Linked DNA regions of Mus musculus: all the other regions are linked to region 2. A link is a loop called in an ENCODE intact Hi-C map of the cell type or tissue named here. Cell type or tissue: heart. All regions are shown on one strand.

Region 1 (8,000 bases), 64 kb after region 2:
TTGAGAAGGGCCTGTTCATTTCATTGGCCCATTTATTTATTGAATTGTTTGGTTTATCAGCACTTATGCATTTATTTTGTTTGAGTTCTTATAGTGTATTCTAAGTGTGACGCCTTTAACTACTAGGGATATTGACACATGAATTCTTACATATTGTGGGTATAAACCTCTGTCAGATATTTAGTTAGCACTTTTTTCTCCTATTCTGTAGGCTGTCCATTCACTAGATACATTGATTTCATTGCCATGAAGAAATCTTTTAATTTCACATAATCCCATTTTCAGCTGATGGGCTATTTCCTGAGCAACCAGAGTGCTGTTCAGAAAGTGCTTGCCTGTGCTGGTATTTTGAGGTGTTTCTTCCAATTTTCCTCTATCAGCTTGAATTTTAGGTCTCAACATAATAAAGATTGTACTTAATAAGCCTACGGTTAACATCAAGCTAAATGGGAAAAAAAACTAAAAGCATTTCCACTAAAATCAGGGTTAAAAAAGTAGGCCCACTTCATCCACACCTATTTAATATTGTACTTGAATTCTAAACCAGAACAGCGAATAAAGGGGATTCAAATAGGAAAGGAAAAAGTCGGAGTACACCTGTTTGCAGATGGCATACTTCTCTACACAAAGCCTTAAATATTCAATCATGTCTGGAGCTCATGCATTCCTTCAGGAAAGGGGCAGGAAACAGAATTATCAGACAAAAACTCAGTAGACTTCCTGTAGACCAATGGCAAACACACTGAGAACAACAACAACATCAGAAAAACAATCCTATTCTCAACTGCCAACAGAACAAAAAAACAAAAACAAAAAGAACAAGAACAATCAAAGCCCAAGAATATGCCCAGCCAAGCAGAGGACAGCTCTGCAAGAACACCTGTGAAACACTGTAGAAACAGAGACAGGAGAAGATTCCCCCAGTTATGGGTTGAATGAACTGGTGTTGAGAAATGGTTAGCCCACTCAAAGCAGTCTACAGATATGATGCCAACCCATTCAGATGCCAATGTTTTCTTAAATTCATTTTATGTCTGAGCATTCCTTAGTCTCTTATTTCCCTCACCTTGGCCAGAATGGGCCTCTAAGCTAATCACCATTCACTGCAGATAGAGGCTTCTCTGGCAAGGGCCTAGAGAAGTGCCTTAATCTATGAATGCCACGACAAGTCATTGGGAGTGGGTCTAATTCCTAATGACATCCATGGAGCAGAGTAACAGTTATAGGTTCCCTCCTAGAGCCTTTGATCCTTCTAGCTACAGGTTCATAGACAATGCGCTTACTCACAGAAATAAAGTAAAACATAAATCAGATGGAAACACAAATGACCCTAGATAAACAAACCAAGCCAGATCGAAATGAACCATGATATCAGATGGTATTCGATGGAACAAAAAGATACAAATCCACAATAATAGCATCTTAATTTTTTTACAAAGGTTCCAAAGTATACATAGGAAGAAAATAGCCTCTTAATTAGAACTAGATATCCACATATAAAAGAATGAACCAGATATCTGTTGTCCACCTTATACAGCAAATCCATTAAATGGATCAAAGACCTCAATATAAAAGTTGAAACCTTTAAAATCTAAAATGGTTTAAAGTAAAAAAAAAAAAAAATTAACACAAGGCTGTCAGAGGTGAAAATTTCCACATGTGACAATGTATAAATCCACCCACATGGAATGTGTGTGCACAGGGCACATGGATACAAACACACCTTGTTAAATGGTGGGAGTAGGGAATCCTCTCTCTTATCCCTTCTTCCTCTCCTCCATGAAGGCTTTTTGTTGTAGAGAAAAAATTATTTGTTTTTGTTCTAATTCTAGTTTCTTATTAAATAACCTATAACAGGGGTTCTCAAATTTCAATACCACCATAGCTTATCATTTTTTGGAAAACTTAATGAGTATGTACAAGTTATTGGAATAATGCCTTGCATGCTGTATACATAATCAAAATGACAGCATGCCCATATCTATACTCATGAACACAGAAAAAAATTAAACTATAATGCCAAAGAAAAAGAAATGAATTGTCTGGTTTTATGTTAGTAAGACATCTGGAAGTAAAATTTACAGAAATTAGAAGCTTATGGTTTGAATGTGAGCTGATCCCTCCCAAGACCCTGTGTCTGGATACTTGGTCTCAACTGGTAGTGCTCTTTGGGGAAATTGTGAGATCACTAAGGTAGAGTTTAGTTATAGGAAGTGGGTCATGGTGTCTGGTCCTACACTGATTCTGGCCTGAATATCCTCTGCTGAAATTTGAGGATCTGTAGTCACTCTAGCTTCTAAGAACTCTTCCACATGTCAGTTATGGACTGTGCCCTCTCAAACATGAGTCTAAATGTGTTCTTGCTCCCTCCCCTAATAGCTCCTGTCAGGGATTCAGTTATAGATACCAAAAAAGTAAGAAATAAATATATTGTCCTTAGGCACCCTGAGTAAGAAAGGGGTCTGGGGAGAAGGAGGGAAATATGGGGGTAGAAAGAAGGAAGTTATAATGGGGAGAGCAGGAAATGTTGGAGGTAGAAAGAAGGAAGGAATGATGGGGGAGAAGACAATGATGGGAATGAAGGAGGGAAATCATGGGGAGGAGAGAAGGAGAAGGAGAAGGAAGGAATGATGGGGAGAAGGAGAGAATAATGGGAGAAGGAGGGAATGATGGGAGGAGGGAGCAATGGGAGAAAGGAAGGAACTGAAGTATCCTTATGGTTCCAAATAAATGTACAACTATTCACCTGAAGGCACTTCACTTCTTGTGATTGTCCAGATGTGTCAAAAATGTCATGTGTAGGTCAAAGGTTGCTTGGCATTTAACATAGTCTAAGAGAAAGGATCCAGGATCTTGGTATTATGAGACAGCACAAGTAGGTTCTGTATATCAGGGGCTGGATGGGGACCAAGCATCCAGATAAAGGGTCTTCTGGAGACTAAAGAATGTGTATATTGGATCACCATGTGAGTATGGACAGGCCCTGGGTGACTGTGTGTAACCCTTCTCCAGTCTTTTCTGCAGATAAGAGGAATCCCTTGAGTCTTCCTGTGGACTCTCCCTAGGGAGGGAGTCTGTGTTGGGGCCCAGCTCACCAGTGGAGTGGGGGACACACTCAGTGTGAGCAACGCAGCAGAGAGGGTGGGAAAGTCAGCTCATCCACATAAATTTCTCATTTCCAATAAAGTTATTGCACAACGTGTTCAGTGTGACTCCTGGAAATTAAAGAGAAGTGGATCGGTTTTTTTGCCAAGTATGAGCCGCAAACTTAAGAGGGCTTCCAGACCCACTTCCAAATGTCACAGCAAAAACAAACAAAGCATTTCTAAAATGAAGTACCATCAATCAAGGAATCTGTTTGGCCAGTCACAGAAGTCAAGGGTGAGAGTGGAGACCCATAGAAGTCAATCTGTTCACACAGCAAGGGAAACCCTTATCTTCTGGTGGGAACTCAATCATGATTGGCATCTTTGGAGTTTCATCTCGCCACATCCCAGATCCTGCTGTGTCTATGTGCTTCTTACTATATATATATATATATATATATATATATATATATATATATATAGTGTGTGTGTGTGTATGCACATGTGAGTGTATTGAACATGTATGTGCATGTGTGTGTACATGTTGAGTGTACACAGTGGAGTCACAGACACCTCAGAAAAATCTCAAATGTGTAACTTGTCTTGATGATTGGAAAGACATTTGCTAACCCTACATTTCTTCTGAGAAAGTGGATGGTCCAGCCAGAAACAGAGTTGAGACTGAGGCCAGAGAGGAGGCAAACCAGGTGAGAGGTCCCTTGGCAGTGGTGGAAGCTGCTGAAGATCAAACCCAGGCTCTCCCTCATGCTAAGGGAGTGTTCTGAACAGTCCCAGCCCCAGATGCCAGACAGGCAGAAATGTGAAATCACGTAACAAGTACATGTTTGGATTCTGTGTCCCAAGTTTAAGGTCAGCTTCCCTATCATATTACAGCCATTCCTTATCAAGAGGCAGCCATGGCTTCCTTTCATATTATTAGAAATGGAAGGGCTTCAGCTCGGATGCAGAGTTTTATCTAGTACTCAGACTTGTCTAAGAGATAATTATGTGCCAGTGAAAAACTTGTAAATGTCCAGTGACAGAGTAGAGAGTGCCTGGAAAGCCAGTGTGTGGAGAGAGAGGAGGACCTTGGGCTACCACTTGTGCTGGCGTTACTTTCATGTTGCTGTGGTGAAATACAAGAGAAAAACAAGACAGGTCAAGTTTATTCTGGGGACAGCTTCAGAGAACTTTCATCCCACATGGCAGGGGAGGTAGGGTGGCAGAAACTTCAGAAGGGCACATCCCTTTCTAGTGTGTACAAGCAAAGACTTTAACTGGAATCGGGCTCTTGGTTTCAGAGGGATTTGCGTTTATCATGGCGAGCAGGACAGGTAGGTTCCACTCCTTACTGATGTGCGGTCCAGCAGGAGCAAAGAACTGGTCTCATCCGGAATCATCAAAGGCTCTGCTGACTTCTGCTGACCCTGCAGGCCCCACTTAGTGATTCCACAGCTTTCAAAAATGGCACTGGAAGCTGGGAATTTAGCATTCCAAATATGAGTTTGGTAGGGCACATTTCAGACTCAGATCACAGTCTTCTGTCTCTTGCCCCTGAAGGCTCATGATTGTCTAATAATGAGAAGTTCCACTAATCCAAATCTGAGAGTTCCCACTATATTAATAAAAACTCCAGCTCACCCAAATATCCAATGTTCAAAGTCTCTACTGAGTCTCAAGACAATACCTGAGCTACTTGGCTTCATAAAATGATCTTCTAGTATACGGTAGCACTGAGCAGCATTCCCAAAGGGAGGGATTGGAGGAAGCAAGGAAATATTGGACCAAACAAAGTCAAAACAGGACAAATGTTAAATCTTGTAGCCCTGGGCGTGGTTCTGTGGCACAAGTTACCACAATGCGATCCACCACAGGCTTGAGGAGCCTTGCTTTGTTCAGCACACCATGCCTTGGGCTAGCTCCACATGGTATCTGCAGCTTTCCATGGCAGGTATTCCAGTTCTCAACATCCTCCTATCCATATTGCAAACATAGATTTTATGCAAAGCCCCATGCATATGCTGCAAGGGACCCCTGATATGCAGACTCCACTTGTGCTCCATCCACACTGGCCTTTATCTTGACCCAGTACTTCTATGGTGTCAGCACACAGAAAATGCCAGCCTCTGCAGCCACCCCAAGATGTGACTGGTCCCTTGGACCATGGCTGTACCGGTCTCTGAGTACCTTGTGTATCTTCTGTTTAATGGTGCTGATCTTTTTGCCAGTTAAAGCCATTTTATCTGCATCTGCTTTGTCCACAATGACACTCTCCTTTCACACTGTACATTTTCAATTCTTTCTTTCTTTCTTTCTTTCTTTCTTTCTTTCTTTCTTTCTTTCTTTCTTTCTTTCTTTCTTTCTTTCTTCCTTCCTTCCTTCCTTCCTTCCTTCCTTCCTTCCTTCCTTCCTTCCTTCCTTTCTTTCTTTCTTTCTTTCTTTCTTTCTTTCTTTCTTTCTTTCTTTTCTCTTGGTTTTTCGAGACAGGGTTTCTCTGTGTAGCCCTGGTTGTCCTGGAACTCACTTTGTAGACCAGGCTGGCCTCGAACTCAGAAATCCGCCTGCCTCTGCTTCCCGAGTGCTGGGATTAAAGGCGTGCGCTCAAATCTTTTTCTGATCTTTAGTCCTGAATCTTGGTGTCAGTTTGGCTTAAAGCTCTGGGAAATGACAATGCTGAAGCCCACATGCTATGCTGTGTCAAAACTTCCGCTACAAAACAATTCCATAGAGTTCACACTCACTCAACTTTGAGGACACAGGGGAAAATGTAGCTTGGTTCTTTGCACAAATGTGACATACACAGTCTAGAGTCCAGTCTTCAATAGAGTTCGGTTCCCACCGAAACCTCACGGGTGCTGTCTTTGTGGCCCACCATTCTTCAGGCATTCTGGGATTCCAGACTCCCAGCAGCATCCCCCCACTAAGTGAAGACTAGTGTATCTAGGACATCTGTAGTCCTCAGTTCCAATCTCTTTCAAATCCCTCCTAAAAATCATCTCCCAGGGTTCAAACCTCTCTTGGTCCGGCTTCATTTATCAATAACCTCAATTTTCTGATATTAATCGTCTATATTAGTTACTTGTGTTATCATTGTGGCAAGATGTATGACCGAGGTTTCATCTTGACTCCTGGTTGAGGAGAAAGCTCAGCCCATCCTGCTAACGGTGTTGCAGGAGGAGACTGAGAAAGGCGACTGGTGCTCACATAGCACAGGTCTGGGAGCAGAGAGCCTGGCCACAGCCATGACATGTAGCCTGTAAACATTTCCCTAGTGATCTAGTCCAGTCAGCCATGTTGAACTTCCTGTAGTCCCTATAATATAGTTCAAAATAGTATTGCAAGCTGTGGCCAGTGTTCAAAACATGAGACTAAAGGCACTTTATACTCTCATCACAGTACTCATGTCCAAATAAAGCCATCAAAAGAGAAGATGGGCGGAGAGAGGAGAGAGGAAGGGAGTAAGATACAGCGTTTTCAGTATTTAAAGAGTGGAATAGGATTGAATGTACAGGAGCAGGAGAAGGCAGACCTTTTGGATTTTTCTTCTTTTGTTTTTAGACTGTTTTTTGGGATATGATAGAAATCCCATTACATTTGGTACATCTTAATTTTATATGTAATTTTAATATAGATACAGTGTTACTCGTAGTGTCATATAATTGCTTTAGAATATTCAGGACTTGAGCGTACAGGGCAGGCATGATTGGGGAGGAAGATGGCAACGATACTTCTGTTTTTCCCCAGTTTTTGCAGCTTGACAATGTTAGGGAGGGATGGTCAGATGTTTTGTTGAGTGGGTGAGGTGAATCGGGTATTTTTTTTCTTTTCCTCTGTGTGTGTATGCGTGAATGTGTGTATGCACGTGCATGCCTGTATGTGTGTGTAATTAGTGTAGCCATGTCATACAAGTGCCTTCCTTTGTCCTGTTGCTCACACATGCAACCACTAGAGGGAAGCACGCGAACATCTAATGAAAACGTCTGCTTTATTAACTACAATTAAGCAAATGGTAAAAATTGTAAGACTACGAAAAGGAACAATAAGCTACCCAACATACGCCATGAATGTTCCTTAAGGTATATTCCCCGGGCACTGTAAAACCGAGATGTCGCCACATCTTCTACTGTCCATCTTTGCATGAAGTTCTATTGTATCAAACCACTTACAACGACAAGACCTTGCACAACCATAGCCCCCAGTGCAAAAGGAGTCTAGCTAAAGCTTCCAGAAATAAAAGCCACTCTGTTTTGCTGAAGAGTCTATAAGGCCAAGAGACTAAACATTGTGAGTGTTGACATTTAACACTGTGTAGACCAGGGCCAAATTATCTTCAGCTATTTCAGTCACACAAAAAAACTCATTGCTCACTCCCATGTCTGACCAAACCTTTTGTGACTACTAAAACATTAAATATTCATTCATTGAAGAGAATGTACTTCCACCAGCAACAAGCTAAGGATATGTCAGACAGCATCTGAAACCTACAGCAGTTCCCCCTCTTTGTAGCTGCTCTGCCACCCGTGGTCCCTGCCTGTATGTGGCATATGCCTTGGTTTATAAATGCCTTGGTTTACGACTTTGTTTGGTAATTAACAGTGGCTTGTGTAGCCACCTCCATAGTAGGTCACATCCTTAGGAATGACCCAAATTAATATTTGCAGCCCACGGTCAGATTGCATACCATAATTAATTCTTTTGTGCTTCCATTAAGGACTGTAAGACCTGTGGTGAGTCCTACGAACTCCATGTCCAATTGAAAGCCCATTTCCCTTGACATTTCAACTTTCGATGTTCTAAAGGCTAGTAAGGTCACCTATCACAGTCTGACCTATAAACAAACCCGTGGGCCTCATGTCCCTCCCATCCACGCTTCCTTGTCATTCCAGGACCCAGGACACCCAGGACAGCACTCCC
Region 2 (8,000 bases):
TACCGGTACAGCGCGCCATCTTTGTGCATCTGCATGCGCTCACCATCAAGCTTAGTTTCGATGTAGAAACTCTGCTGCTTCATGTCCTTCTCCACACGCTCCACGTCTGCTACAGCAGCTAGCATTGGCTTAAAGGCAGAAAACAGAGTGATAGAGATGTCACTAAGCCCTACAGAGGGGTCATGCAGCTGCCTGCAGACCTTTTCCAGATCTGTGGTGACGTTGTGCAACTCAACTGCATCATTGTGGAAAATGGAAAATATTGTTTGCTGACTGATGCCAAGCTTTAAGTCTTTGATAATCATGCGAATCAGCCATTTTTGCTCCAGTGCTGAACTCTGGGTTATTAACTGAAGAAGGCTCTTTTTCACTAGGTCTTTTTTTTTGCCAGAGTTATTGCTGGCAACTAAGTCTAAGAGTTCATTTACCTGCTGTATGGTTAAGCTTCCTTTCTGTAAGCACCTTGGCTTCAAAACAAAGTATGCAATCATGGCAAAGTCCCCAGCATCCGTGCGAGCTCCACTGGGGGTTCGGTAATTGAGGAGCTTCTGGGCATCCTTGCCTTCTCGTGGTAAGTTCAGCAATTCGATGTAGAGCTTAGCGAGCATGGTTTCTTTGATTCCATAAGCCATCCTCTCTCTTTCTAACTGGGGGAGAATGAGTCTCATTGCAGGGTAAAAAGAGTCTGTAACGTCCTTTCTGTTCTTATGAAGGGCATCATGAAATTTTCTCCACGAATCCAAAAACTCCTTGAAGTGCCTGATTTTTTCTGCACGGTCTTTACCTTTCTGTATCCGTTCTAGTGTGGAACATAAGTCTGCAAAGGGGACATGAGCTGCAACAGTTTGTGAAGTTTGTGAGGAAGCCATAGAAGCGACAACAAATCCTCCGGTTTGAACTGATAAAGCAAAAGGAAAAGTAACTTTAAGTGGCAGTGGCAATTTATAAACATTTAAAACAAAGTGCTTATAGAGGTGACTTAGATCATAATAACTCTTAAGTTTACTTAATAACAGGTCAATGCAATAAGTGGATACACAGGTAGCTGCTTTCCTTCTGGTCCTGACCAACACTTCCTCTCAAGTCTCAGCTTCATTTCCTATGCCTATCAACTTATCTTAAATGTTAACATTCAATGGTATTCTAGCTACTGACTATTTAGCACCGAATACAAAAGTATTATTTTTAGTAATGGAAGTCAAATCAGTTGTGGCAAATTTTATTTCTAAGGTTTAAAAGTAAAGTCTGTTTATGTTTCTTGTTTCTTGGGTAATTATACAGCACCTAAGACAAACTAATTGCCATCAACGATTCTAAGAAATCACTTGCTCACTGAACTGGAGTCCTATTTCTTGGGCATTCTGAAATCTGAACCACAGTTGACAAAGACAAACAACAGCTATCCTTCTCTTCCAGCCAAAAGGCTTATGTCTCCATTTACCTCATCCCTTCATTGACAGCTGGGGCAAACCCCTCTGCCATTCAAACCTCAACTGGAAATCAGACCCCAAAACAGCATCATTTTTACCTATTTTTACCATATATATACAAATATTAATTAATTAATTTATTTTTGGTTTTTCAAGACAGGGTTTCTCTGTGTAGCCCTGGCTGTCCTGGAACTCACTCTGTAGACCAGGCTGGCCTCGAACTCAGAAATCTGCCTGCCTCTGCCTCCCAAGTGCTGGGATTAAAGGCACGTGCCACCACTGCCCTAATTTATAATTTTTGTTCATATTTTTCTGCCTGCTATTTCCCAAATATTCAGTGACTACACATGAGCCAGGCAGTATGATAGGGTTGCTTCTGCTTTATGACGACAGCATATACACTGTAAAGAACAAAAGGCACAAAGAGATCAAACTATGCTAACACAGTGCTTTACCAAATATCAAAATCCCAACCCTAGTAATCACTGCCTTTTCGCCAAAGGTTTTGGAAATCAAGGAAATGAATGAACAGGATTTAGAATGTTCCCTAACATATATTAACACAAGTGTGAAGTTTTGCAAAGTTTTAAATATCCCTACATGTTCTACAGGAATGCATGTCAGTTACTTTAATGCAACTTAAACTATATAATAGTCAAACAAGTATTCTAAAAATAATTTCAAGTAAAATGCATGTTCCAGGAAAAACAACTAATGCTTTATTATGTGACTTCAGACAACAGTATCTGGCCAGGCAGTGGAGATTATGAAATTCCTCATACTCTACTTCCCTACTCCACAAAGAAAAGTCTCACATCAAGTGGCAATTTGTGCTCCCAGTGATGAATATCATATAGCTCAAATTTGTTTGTGGAACTAATTATTAAATGCTTTATGGAAAAAGGAGGAGGGGATCAGGGCTGGGCTGGTTAAATAGACATCAAACATAGTTCAGCCTGCTCTGGAAACTATTCACAGCATTAGTAGCTTATAGAGGACAAAACAAACATCACTTCTAAGTCGTATTTTTCACAGAGGAAACACAACTAAATCAGCAGGTCAGATCAAGATAAGCCACCTGGGACTGTATCTTCTGACATCTGTAACTACAATTTTGGTTAACTGCTTCCCTTGTTGAAGCTGGTTTGCATAACTGACTGCACCAGCCACCTGGGTCCTTCAAGTGGGTACATGGTGGTGCATAATACTACAGTTATAATTTCTGTACAACGCATGTAAGATGACGTGTATTAAATACTTTCTGAATGTCCCAATACAAGTGCACTTCTATAGGTATATCTGGAGAATACATATAGTCTCGAACTTTTTCTCAACGAGCTGGAGCAAACGATTCAAGTTGCGTTTATAATAATAGTGTATTGTAGGCAATGGTGTGAATACACGAGCATCTTAAAACAACTATCAACACAGAAAACCAAGAATTCAAATTGCTATCAAACACACACATTTTGTTCAACACCAACTACAGGAGTTAACTATTTGAATTTCTGCTGTTTTATCACTCGGAGGTTTGATATTATGCTTTCCATCCCCAATAAAACAATTAAGTTCGTTGGCAGGCTTCAGGTGCTGAAGTTCAAATGCACTCAAACATTTTAACTCGTGGTAAAGTCGATGACCACAGGCTTTGGAAGGTGCCTCCATACCTGTTGCATTAGTGCTTTGCTTACCTAAGCAGCCCGTGAACCCCAACCCTGCCGAATGAAGGAGCTGGGGGAGCGCGCAGGTCCCAGGTAGCTAGGTGGCAGGGGGCAGGGCAGCGTGCGGATACAACTAAGCATCAGGACACGATTTCTTCACCCGGTGGCTGCCACCTGAAATCAGTCCCCAGCGAGCCGGCTGCACCGTGGAAGGCGGGTGGTGACGCTGGGACAAAGCACGGGAAGGACGCAGCCTCCCTAGGACCAAGAACCTCCCTGCCTCCTCCAACCCGCCACACCACTTGCTTAGCAGAGGTTGCCCCGCCCCACTCCGACCGGAAGCTGCCGCCACAAGAAGCCGGCCGGGCGTTTCCGCCAGCTGCTTGCCGCGCAGGCGCAGTGGGAACAGGCGAGCCTGCCGGCTTTTAAAGGCACAGGCGAGGCAGGGGCGGGCCGGCGCGGCGGCTCAGAGCGCCTGCGCAGCGCGCCTCCACTGTCTCTGCCTGTAGCAAAGGATGTTCGGTCCCTCGCCGCTGGATGTCATCGTTGAGCCGAATTTGAGGAACTTGGAGCCTGGGTTGCTGCCCTGACAGGACTGGCTTCTGAAGACTTCCAGGACAGAAGAGAATCCTCCCACCTAAAAAGTCTAGGGCTCCAGAAAAAGACTTTTGCAAAATTAATTCAGGTTCTGTGTTCTTGGTAGCCTTTTCACTGTGCAGAAATAATACATAATAATAAAAATAATTATGTATTACATAGTAATAAATAATTCATGGCGCAGAAACATACTTACATGGACTAAAGGCTTTTCAATGGTGCTCGGTGATTTGGAATAAAGCTAGCTGATAGTGTTATTGAACACCTTACTGTCACTCAATAACTATACTAGATACTCAAAATAGAAGTATAAACGTACGCTCCACGTCTCAGAAACTCTTACTTTCCACTGGCATTGGTGGCTATGACCTGCCCTACTCCACCAATAAGAGTTCAGAAATTATAGGCAAAGTGTGGGGAACACTTTCTTTGAAGGTGAAACTTTGCAGTCCTGGTGAGACACTAGAGTGTCAATTGCTTTCAGGGGTTGTCTAATGTGTTTACGCTGCATTTCACAAGGCCGACAGTCCAGGGCTAGTTTAAAGTGGGGCCAGATCCTACGGCTCCGTGTGGCCAGTTATTTTCTCTGTAGTTTCCCTTAGTCTCACGATAGTTTCCCTGTGGTGTTGCAAAGCCACACGTTACTGTACAGGAGCATCAGCGGTGCTCGTACAGCTTGTACAACTCTTACACATCCGTGTCTTATTCAACTGCTCCTGCGCTCCGACGTCAGGCACAGGTCGGGCTCTGCTTTACTGATACGAAAGAACCACAAATTATGAGCCGAGAAAAGCTATTAGTTAATTCAAAGCTCTTGCTCTAATGTGCTTTTTAGCTGCATGGTTAATGGAGAACCAAATTTGTTTTATCCTCAGAGTGGGGGGAAAAAAAAGTAAAAAGGAAGGGCATAACTACCTGAAAGTTAGGCATGGTGGAAGAGAAAGTTTAGTGCAGATAAGTGAAAGAGCATAGCCAAGAGCAGGCACATTTGGGAGAGGAGGGGAGAAGAGGAGAGAAGAGAAACTCCTTGTTCTCCGAAATGTGTTCAGGCAGCAGTTGACTGGAAACGCCGAGATGTATCTTGCCCCTACGGGCTACCGTAGCATGAAGGCGGAGCCCAGTGTCCTGCGCATGCGCATAGGGGTGCACAGGTTGGCTTCGCGCTCCCGGGAGGAAGCTGGAGAACAGGTTATGTGGGGGCCGGCGGGGTTATTTGCCAGGGACACCGCGCGCGAGCCGGAAGTGGAGGCTGCGCCAGCTGGGCCCGCCGCGCCGCAGGAGCTCCGGGCTAGACAGTGGCGACGGCGGCCCCTCGGCGGGAGGAAGACGATGAGGAGCGGCGGGGGCGGCGCGGGGCCTCGCTGCAGCGCGGAGCCGGGTTCCGAGCCCGCGGCCGACTGCGCAGCCCGCCCGCGAGCCTGAGTAAGTGCGGCGGGGACGCGGGCGGCCTCCCCGACCTCCTCACCCCGCAGCTCGGATTCGGGAGCCCGTATCTACTCCCAGAACAGTCGGCCAGCAAACCCCGGGCTTGGGTCGGAGGGACTGGGCGCGTTTGTCTGTAACAGGTGCAGACCTGCTAACCTCGCAGCTGCGGGCGACGGGGCCATAAAATCCAGAGAGTTGTCGCACACTTGAAGTCACTGGGCCTCTTTTTTTTTTTAGCCATTGGTGTGAAGCGAGAATGCATCAGGGAGTGTGCTTGGCTGAGCTGGCAACCTAAAGTAAACCTTTAGTTGTGCACTTGTCTACCAGGCAGCAGGAACCAAGTGACACACTGGCTTTAAGTTTGAACGTTGGGTTTTGTTTTGTTTTTTGTCGATCTGCTCTGTCTTTTGGCATGAATTAGTCCTTATGTGTGTGTGTGCTTAGACATGTTCTTCTCTAAAGCACTGTTTTATCTCACTGAGAATTAATGATTGGCAGTGCAGAGTTATGTCACAGCTGTGCTACCAAAGACTTGACTCAGTTGAGCTGGGATTGAGTTGGACTTGCTCTGTACCTTCGGCCTTGCTACGCGTTGAAAGCGTCCGATGGAGTAACATAAGGTCACTGCCATCACGGAACTCCCAGCCTATATAAGCAGGCTCATCACCCCCTTAGTAAATAGTGCCACATGAGTCGGCCCAGGCTACAGGATGGAACTGGTGACACTGGGAACGAGGTCCGAGGAAAGCTTGCTGGAGGACCTGTAGTCTGAGCTGGGTCTCCACAGAAAAATAAAGCTTCACTCTAATAACTTGAGTCACTGCCGTGATTTAACTGGGATTCGCAGTGCTTACTGAGACTTGCTTTGCTGCGATAGATAAGAAAATGCTTGAATTTTGACTCAGAGGTGGCAGCATTTTATCACCACATCCTGGAAATAGGTATTAGAAAGACCGGGCAAGCAGAAGGCTAGCTGACTTGTACATGTACAGCCACAGGTAGCACTTGGCCTGCTGCCTTTCGCCGGAACGTTGGATGCTCTCCCAGACAGTTCAGAAACTCAGGCACTGGGCTGTCAAGTCTTTGTTTCTCTAGTTCGTTCATCCTCCCAAGATTCCAGTTTCTTATAATTGTTGATCTGCCTCAGGAAAACCCGAGGCCCCTAAAACACCCCACTTTAGATCTAGGGCAAGCCCCAGTTCTTGTAATTAGAATGTTTGGTGAGTGGCAGGCTTCCTAATACCTTATTATATATAGTATGTGCCACTTAGTCTTACAAGTCTTAGATCGTAAAGTAATGTGTATTCCTAACATCAGCTTGCTAGAGGTGCAGTGTTTTCCACAGCAAGAGCAACCTACATTCAGAGTGAGCCTAGGAGCTCAAGGCCTCCTATGAAGTCTGCTTAATAAAAGACAATAAATGCCAACTTATGGTAACTTCTAAAACATGGCCTGTTTGCAGTAGCCTATCACTCTACAGTCTTACATGAGTGTTTACGTTTTCCGGCTTGAGTTTCTTTTTGATGTTTACCATTTTCTTACTTACAGATCTTTATGATCACAGAACAAATTGTCATTGACTTCCCTGGTGGCAGTCATTTGTCATCCAAATTTTTGCCTAAGATGACTGCATTTGCACAGCCTTTGGGGTTTCAAGAGGGAAAGCACAGAGATGTTACTAACTTCTACCTGGTGTAGTTTAAAAATGTCCCCTTCACAGGTTCCCATGCACTCTGGACCCTCCAGCCATCTTCTCAGACAGATCCTGTCCATCTGTCCCCTAGGCCTATTAAGACACACTTACTCATTATTGATGGCATGTGGGTACCATCAGGGAGCTGGATAGCTTCTTCCATGGTGTCTCCAGCACACCAAGAGCAGCTAATTTGTGTTTGCATTTCAGCTGTGTGTCTGGCAAAGTGTCAGAACTTCCTCTCCATTGCTTAGCAGCAAAGGAGAAAAGTTGATGTGAGAATGGAGTTCTGTGTTCCATGAAATGTGGTTGGAATGTGTGAATTCCCCGTGGACTGATTAATGAGCATCTTGAGGTTGTCCCCTTGTGATGTGGTTATCAGCAGTGACCTGTGCTCTCTATTACAGTCTTCAGACAACTCAGCTTTGTAATTCACAGAGGGAGTTTTCAGAGATCTCTTGATGTTGGTAGAGTCAGTTAACAAATGCAAACTGTACCTTTTCAACTTTAAAATGGATTAAGTAGAGAGTAATTTTATTTGGGGAATAGTTTTGAACTGTATAAACTTGACTGTGGTAAAGAAATAGATCTGTCAAGTTTCCTATCTAGTTGATACCACATTGACAGTTAAAACCTATGCACTCCTCCATTGAGCTTCAGTTACTCTTTAGGGTGAAATGTTACAGGATAAAGAACCTCACAGGCTTATCTGCTCTAAGTTCCTCTCTGCTGGCCTTGCCTAGTGTGTATTTAGATTATTCTGAATCCTTTATGTTTCTATGAATAATGTGCTAAGTGGTTATAACTAAGTGGTACAGACAGCTACTTAATGGGAAGTAAAGAATCCCAGCCCTGCAGTTAGCCTTGTCCTGTTTTAAAATATTTGCTCAAATTTTCCTTGATATATTTTGTGATGGACAGGTAGTAAAAGTTTGAGTTGTTTTGCTGTATTATGGATGGTTGTGGTCTTTGATTTCCTTACTCTGCCCTGTAATTGCATGAATTTGTGTTAGGCTGGTGTGGTCATAAGTGTACGTCTGCCATGCAAACAGCTCAAAAGTTGTTGGAGGTGTACTCAGCAGATCATGAGCCATACAACAGAGAAACAGTGGCACATTGATCATTGGTCAGCTTACAAATTTTAAGCAGCAGGATTCAGAGTGGCATCATGTGGTGTTGTCCTGGGTCTTTAAG
Region 3 (8,000 bases), 410 kb after region 2:
CAAGAGAGCATGGTACTATACAACAAATCAATTTTACTGCATATGAGACAGATAAACTTAAAACTCAACAGAATGAGTTCACTCAGCTCTAACCAGAGTTATCCCTGCTCCTATACATCAGATGACACAACTGTTTGCGTGCATCCACTTGACAAAATGGGCGTGCATTTCTGCTTGAGTGCTAACATTAAAGGAGATTGTTCTTAAACTTTGTTGTAAAGCATCATGTTGCAAATTCAGTAATTATTTGGTGGTGAATATTATGAACTCAGGGCTTGCAGTGGCTTTTGTTTATATAACCCTCTTTGCCTTGTTTGAATTATTTGAAAGTTACAAGCATTTTTCTGTTTGTAATATGGCAATTCTTAACACTTAACTTTTTTATTCTAACATGCAATACAAACTCAAAATATTGCCTATGGCTCTGTACATTAAATCTTATACCCATTGTATTTTAATTATGAGTATAACTTGTTTCATTTGTTTACAAATCCCTTTTCACATTTAAATTCAGCGCCTAGTGCAGTTGTGCACTTCAAACAGCTTTTAAATTACCTATTGATCTTTCTATTACAGTTGAATGTATCCTGGTAAACATTTTCTTTTGGAGTTAAAATGAATGCTTTTTTTTTTCAGAAGTAAATCTAAATGATAGGTGGGCTGAAGAGAAAACTTTACATTTCCTGCAGCTTACAGGACATGTTTTTATCTGAGTAAACATACCTTCTGTAGCCCAGGCTCCCGTAGCTTTTGATAGAAACAGCAATGTTAGAAGAAAACTAATTTTGGTATTGATTGTTTCTTGTAGAAGTCCCCTGGTGCTACCAATCGCCAAGCAGGACAGCTTACTGGAAAAAGACATTATGTTCAAAGACACAACGAAAGGTCTGTGCAAGCAGGAGTCCCAGGATGGCCCTCCTGAGACCAGCATGACAAGCAACTGCGGCAAGCCAGAGCAGGTAACTTCGCAGGGTCACAGGGAAAACCTACAGCATTCAAAGCTGACCTGTCTTTTATTCAAAGACAAAATAAAAGTGCATAGGCTAGAGTCTGTTTAAAATTCCTGTCAATGTGGCAATTCTACTGTAGGTCATTAATAAATACAATTGCTATTTAATTTTAGAGAAGTTTTAATTTTACAGTATATTTTTAGGTGTCTTTGATCATTAAGTAGTATTTTTTTCTCTTTTTCTGTTTCTTCCAATTCTCCAAATACATATACATTGGTCAAAGATGCACTGAGAGGCATTTCTTTTTAAAAGAAGCTATGGTGTGTGTGTGTGTGTGTGTGTGTGTGTGTGTGTGTGTGTGTGTGTGTGTGTGTGTGATCACTTAAGACTCAATGCCTGATTTAGGGGCGATTGCTTTGCTGTTTTGGACGGTTATGAGTTTAAGTTTTCTCCTTTCTGTGACAGAAGTAAATGATTTTCTGTGCCTGGTGCTTTGTGAACGACAGAGCTATGCTCACCTATGTTCAAACATGTTCTTTAAAACTAAGAAGGCTTTGCAGCCTCCCAGCATCCGGCAGGACCTTCCTTGTGGGTGGTTTCTGTGTTCTTACTGTCATCTCTTAGGTATCCTTGATATAAGAACACCATGATCATTTTCTGTTCCTTCCTTTTTGGAGGATATGGTGGGGATTTTAGATTGCTGACCTGTAACACTTACTAAACCCATTAAGATTTTCCCTGCAAGCCAGATCACAGATGCTTCAGGCAATCAGCCACTGGACGGTTCTTCATAGAAGAAGCCAAGCTATAGATGGCTGGGTCATGCAGTCACATTCCATACAAAAGCCATGGAAAAGACTTTTCAACGCAACAAAGTACAAAGTACCAGTTTAGAAATAAGTATGTAATGTAGAAAATTTTGAAAATTAAAACAAAACCACTTAGTACCTCTTCCTCTGGATTTTTGTAAAATGTAGCTTTAGCAAAGGGTAACTCCACAGATGGGTAGTTAGTGACTATCTCTGGTTGCATCGATCCTCTGCAAAAGGCATAGAAAAACTGGCTTGTGCAGAATCTCTGTAAGGCACCCATGCCTTCTAAAGCTGCCTAGAATCGAGCATCAGAACTCTCTTCTGTTGACTGTGAAATCTTTATAACTACAAGGAGCTGCCCGCCCTGAAGGTCTCCGGTGCTACGTGAGTCACTGTTTTAGTGTAAGCCAGCCAACGAGCACATTGTTTCACCTGCTATTCTAGAACATTTTCCTCAACCCAGTGCAAATGTGTGGCTAGGGGCAAGAACCTGGACACTTCCAGCTGGATGCCGAGAACTGCTCCTGTGGGCTCTCTGTCAATACCGGCCATGCTTTCTCTACTTGCAGTACAAACTGACTTGAACATCCTAGCCTTGTCCCTGAGTAAAATAGGTCTTCTCTCTCTCTCTCTCTCTCTCTCTCTCTCTCTCTCTCTCTCTCTCTCTCTCTCTCTTTCTCGTTTTTAGAGTTAAAAATGCATACTAACTTGCAGAAAGTTTGGGCTTTAATTTTGAATGTTCCACATTCTTACAATCATATGTACTATATAATATATCATATCATATATGTCTATTAATCTGTCTTTATACATATATATATATACCCATACCTACATTCTTATTATGAATATCTATACCATACATGAGATTGTATTTGTGGGCAGTAGTAGGATGCTCACAAAGACTTTAAAATAAGATCCTGATGATGATAGAGGTGGGAGAAATGGGTCCTGGGTTCTGTTCCCAGCATCCACATCAAGTGGCTCACAACCATCTGTAACTTTGCACACCCTCTTTGACCTCTATAGGTGCTTGCACATATAAGTTTCATTTGCTATCTCTCCATATAAGGACTTCTGCTAGGATCTCTTTTCTTTCTAGAAAATATATACTGTTTCATCTTTATTTTTTATAGATTCCTGTTACACAAAACAGTTCACTGATACAAGAAAACCTTCAACAAATCTAACTTAATCCTCAGAAAGACATAACATCCATAGTAGCAATGAGTTACTGAGCACAGCAGTCCTCCCTTGTCTTTTGGTCCTAGTGAGGGTTTCTATTGACATGATAACAAACACCATGACCAACTACGACTACACTTCCATCTTTGTCTTAGTCCATCATTGAAGGGAGTCAGGGCAAGAACTCAAACAGGACAGGAACCTGATTCTTCAGGACTCCTGAAGGCAGGAGCTGATATAGTAGCCATTGAGGGGTGCTGCTTACTAGCTTGCTCCCTCTGGTTTACTCAGTCTGCTTTTTCATAGAACCTAGGACCATCAGCCCAGGGATGGCCCCACCCACAATGGACTGGCTTCCCCCATCTATCACTATTTAAGAAAATGCCTTACCACCCGTTCTTATTGAGGAATTTTCTTAGTTGCAGTTCCCTCCTCTCTGGTGACTCTAGCTCGTGTCAAGTTGACAAAGAATTAGGTAGCATAGTGAGTATGTCCAGCTCTATTTCCTCTCCTGACTCCCTTTGTGAACCTCCTGCATTGGGCAATTGCTAAGTGGCCTTGGCACCTCTGCCTGTTACCTTTACCAACTGCTGAAAGGACACTGTCACAAAGTAAAGCCAATCTTCTCTTCCAGCCACTTAACACCCTGGGCACCCTTCCATCACCCTTGGAACTGAGCAGCCATTCCTAGCCTCTTCAGTTTCATGCCTTCTACATACCTGCTACCCTTTGATTCTACCCACAGCCACACCAGTCCTCAAGGGCTTCCCACACACCATCCTGGTTCTTCTCCTTCATCCTAAGAGACTTGTCCTTCCAAATGATTCCCACTTTCAACCTGAGCACAGCCCACAGACAAGGGCAGCCTAGATCACCACAGAGCAAACTTTTTCAGACATCTGCTTACTTCTGTGCATTTTCTACACTTGTAATTTATTATTTATGTACTTGCTGGCCCCTCCAGCAGACTGAGAACACAGAGAGATGAAAGATAACATCTCCTTTTATCCTCTTTTTCTGTCTTTGCATCAAGCTACTGGCATAAAGCCTGTCAGAGAGTAGAAACGCTAGGAACACTGCGAACTTGTGAATGTGGTCCTGGAGCTGCTTATCGCACGCTGCCCTCTCTTCTCTGACTGTTACACAGTGGTAATTAGGCCAACTTACTCTGGCTTACTCTGGTAGTCAGTCTTCACTGTCAGCTCAATGGGATTTGAAACCTCTGGGGATGCCTGTGAGGGTTTTTCCAGAGAATTGTAATTGAAGAGAGAGGATCCCCCATAAGTGGGTGGTTTCATCCAACTGGATAAAAGTTGTTGAGCGAGAAGGTAGACAGCTGAGCTCTGCCTTCTCCCCTCTCCTGGTTGACACCTTGACGCAGTAGACCAAGCTGCCCTCACGGCCACAGCTTCCTTTCCAGCAATGATTCTGTTTTTCTGCCTTCTAAGGCCAAATACTTCTTTTAAGCCATTGTTCATTGGTGTTTGGTTGTAAGGACCAGAAAATAAAGAGTCACCAACCACGTGGCTATAGAAAAACCAGCTTTCCCCATTATCAGCCTGAAATCCTGTTGAGTAGTGAATCAGATTACTCTACCTGCAGCTTCTGCTGTATGGGGCTGGTCACTCTGACCTGCCTTTGGCAAGCATCTGCTGCATCTACTAGGGAGGTACCTTCTACTCCCCATGTTTCCTCTTAGAGTCCTTTCCTCTGATGTCCCCTCTCTCTTCTTTAATTATCAACCCTGACAAGTATTCAGATTGAGCCCGTCTCTGTTCAGTCTGTGGACCCTGTTCCTACTCTTCCTACTTAGCCCTCAACTCCCTCAAGCATTTCACTGACAGTGTCTTTATTTAGCAAGGGGCTATCCACTAATGTCCACACTTCCCCACCCCCTCCTCCCTCCAGGATGTCCCTCAGGGAAGTTGACAGTGTGGCCATTGCCACAGAGCTCTTTTGAGCTGCGTAACTAAGCACACCAGAGTTCCATGCTCAGCTGCAGAGCTGACAGTGGACCAAGTTCTTCCCATGAGTCGAGTGTGAGTCTTAGGGTCAGGTGGCTGGTTGTTGGAAATTTTGAGATCAGAAATATTGTGCCATTTGGTTTTTCAGTGAGTAACTATGCTTCCCCTGGGATACTGTGTTCTCATGTCGAGAAATGGATCAGTGTCCGATGCCCAGGAACTCCTAGCCATGGCGTCTTCTAAGTGGGTTATGCAGCACTGTGCCCTCCTGACCTTGAGATACTGAAGGCAGAGCCTCCACCTCCGCTGCTAGTGTACTTGGGCAACGTGCAGCCTGAGAGACAGAGCATGTCTTATGATGCATTCACCAGCTCTGGGGAACACATTCTTAAGTCTAGTGTTTTAAGATGTGTTATGATTTCACTCTGCAGATAACTCCCACCAGATAAACAGTGATGATTATATTTAAATTATTCAGCAAAAGAACACAGGATAAATAATACGTGTGCAATGTAGATATGAAATTCAAGGAGAACACAGGCTATGTCAGAAACAGAGACCACAAGCAAACTTGCTTAGGTTTCCTGTGTGTCCTGGGCTCTCAGGACCCTACACAGATTCTTCTATTTCTCAGCCAAGGCTGCTCTGTACTATCTGTCAAGCATCTGCTACTAGAGCACGCTCTGGGCCCGGTGGATTAAGCATTGTGCATTTCTCACTTGGAGACTGCTGGTTTCCATCTAATTAAAAGACCACAACCATCTGGATTTATTTGAAATACTTATCTTGAAATAATCTATTTGAAGTAGTTATTGAAATATTGCTTGGTTTTAAAGGGATGAGTGTGATTATTTTTTTCCCTTCTGCCAGTTACCTAATCTCACAGACACCTTAATCTTAAAATCGATGTAAAACAGAATAAAAATCACAAGCCCCAAATCTGGGGTCTATCCTGAAAACCTGACCCTGTCCCCTCAGAAGGCAGAACCTGAACCCCTTGCCTTTCTATGCCCAAAACAGTCTCAAAGGCTTAGCTCTGGGAGCTAACAAATACTTGAATGTAACTTGATCCCTTCAAAGATTAGGGACACACAGATCTGACTTAAAATTTGGAGATAAGAAAGGTCAGTCAACATGATGGTGGTCTTCAAGGCATAAGGAACTTGGCACAAGGTGATGTGTGTGTGTGTGTGTGTGTGTGTGTGTGAGAGAGAGAGAGAGAGAGAGAAAGAGAGAGACTTGTAGTTATGGAACGTGGAACACAGACCCTGATCTGAATGGTCCTCTCTTCCTCAAACCATCTCCCCTTTTAACATTGGTTTCATATCCACGTGGTCTCAGAACTTTGAGAAGTTCCTGAAGTCGGAACATGCACCTGTGAAGAGCTGATCAGAAAGTGACCACAGTTGATGAGACTGGCCTTTGTCCCACCCCACAGGTCCAGGTCATGCCTCCAGCTCCCAGCGATGACCTAGCCACACTCAGTGAGCTTAATGACAGCAGCCTGCTGTATGAAATTCAGAAGCGCTTTGGAAATGACCAGATACACGTGAGTACCACAGGGCTGCCATGCACCCTGGGTCCCCACTGTGGACCACAAAGGCTGCAAGTGATGGATCCCTAGAAGCTTCTGGCCGTGGCGATGGCTGAGGTTGAGCTTCACAGAGTTCAGTCTCTTCTTGGGAACATTCTTAGTCATATTTAGCAAAATCCCAAATTCAGAATGAAGTGTAAGCTAGTAAGGACTCTGCAGATAGACAAGGGCTCGCAATGATGTGTTGGGTCTCAGGAACCTGGGACAAATGGCTAGTTGAGGTGCCCATTAACAAACCAAAGCAGATGCTGGCCAGCTTTCCCAGCATGCCTCAGTACCTCCAGCTCCCTCCCAGCACTCTTTACCCTGCCCCCTCCTCCTCTCACTCCCAGGGTGCTGCATTTCCCTTCCCTTCCCTTAGCCTGATCCCAACACAATCCAGCCATTGTGGGTACTCTGATGTCTTGGCCTCTTGGCCCTAGCTGCTCCTTTTGGTTAGGGGCTCCTGTCTTGCTTTCCCTCTCTCCCCTCCTCTCATGGCCTGGTTTAGTCTCCCAGACATGTTCAGTCTGGGCTTTTCCCTCCACCTGCTTTCCCCTTATACCCACAGTAAGTCCTGTCTGTACGTTAAGAAGAGTCGTGTCCTCCTCCTCCTCTGACTGCATTTTCACACTCGTTGTGCCTTTTCTGTTGTCCTGACTGAGTGGAGAGATCTTTCCAGAACCGGCAAGATCTGTAGATCAGCTGCTTATAAATCTCAGTCTGCCTCAAGACACCAATGGCTCCATACTAAGTACTTAGTACTTAGAACTTAGTACTTAGTACTTAATAGTGTCTCTCTGGGCACTAACCTAACTGTGTGTGTACGATTTCTGCAGAGATGCAGAAAATGCCATTTAGATGGAGAATGAGTTAAGATTGTCCTAACCCTTTCCTGTATGTTAGCTTTCTAATGCCAGTAACAATGTAGACAGCCTGTAGTCTCAAAATCCATCTCTGCCCACCCCCACCCCCTACCCCCGGCCTCCCTCTGCCCCCTCCCATGTGCTCATTGATTTTGTTCTGTCCCATACAGAGCCCAGGACAATTCAGTCCAAGTGCCTGTGGAGATTTCCGATTATGCCCGAATCTGTCACATTCTCTGATAACACCCATTTAGTCCTAATCTACGGAGGAGAATCTGATTAAGTCATTTTCATGTAAATGTGAAGACTAAGATTTCTCAGCAAGTAATGAGTTGTCAGGTCCTGATTAACCCACAAGCTGCAGCCCAGCTTCTCAAGGCTTCAATAAACTGCCTGCCACCACAAATATATTTAAAATTAAGCACGCGCATCACAATTGTTGGAACTTTGCCACTGGCATAAGTGGTTAAGCCTGGCTGCTTTGGTTTCTATTATCTGTCTCCCTGGTGCTTTCGTGACCTGTTTCTGGTTTTTTTTTCTTTTCTTTTCTTTTCTTTTGTTTCTTTTCTTTGTCTTTCATTCTTTTCTTTTTTCTTTCTTTCTTTCTTTTTTTAAATCTTGTTTTATTTTCATACTACCCAGGACTATAA

What was found. A loop is a pair of places that touch in the nucleus more often than their neighbours do. Peaks named below come from ENCODE experiments on the same cell type or tissue, not always from the same donor. Only the 100,000 strongest peaks of a DNase experiment are listed, where the experiment ranks them.
Region 1: a loop joins it to region 2, with 11 times the contacts of the local background. A loop is called at or near these places in 7 of 42 quality-filtered maps.
Region 3: it touches region 2 in a loop (4-fold over the local background); 4 of 42 quality-filtered maps call a loop at or near these places.

The regions. Positions count from the first base shown.
Region 1 is chr8:10,037,052-10,045,051 of GRCm38, forward strand. No RefSeq gene overlaps it. Among named protein-coding and RNA genes, the nearest start is that of Tnfsf13b, 34 kb to the left of the region's middle. In heart, a CTCF peak has its summit at 7,032 (motif pointing right); a DNase peak (open chromatin) is centred at 3,970; H3K27me3 peaks cover 353 bases.
Region 2 is chr8:9,972,910-9,980,909 of GRCm38, forward strand. Lig4 (ligase IV, DNA, ATP-dependent) reads right to left here and starts at 3,402. Exons shown (of 2, transcript NM_176953.4): 1 at 3,122-3,402; 2 at 1-898. The coding sequence starts at 869. Abhd13 (abhydrolase domain containing 13) reads left to right here and starts at 4,808. Exons shown (of 2, transcript NM_001081119.1): 1 at 4,808-5,110. In heart, a CTCF peak has its summit at 3,620; DNase peaks (open chromatin) are centred at 3,582 and 4,832; H3K4me3 peaks cover 3,780 bases; H3K27ac peaks cover 2,107 bases.
Region 3 is chr8:10,383,780-10,391,779 of GRCm38, forward strand. It overlaps Myo16 (myosin XVI), which reads left to right. Exons shown (of 35, transcript NM_001319151.1): 10 at 809-959; 11 at 6,350-6,460. Among named protein-coding and RNA genes, the nearest start is that of Gm51561, 42 kb to the right of the region's middle. In heart, no CTCF peak of the experiment used is centred here; a DNase peak (open chromatin) is centred at 3,582.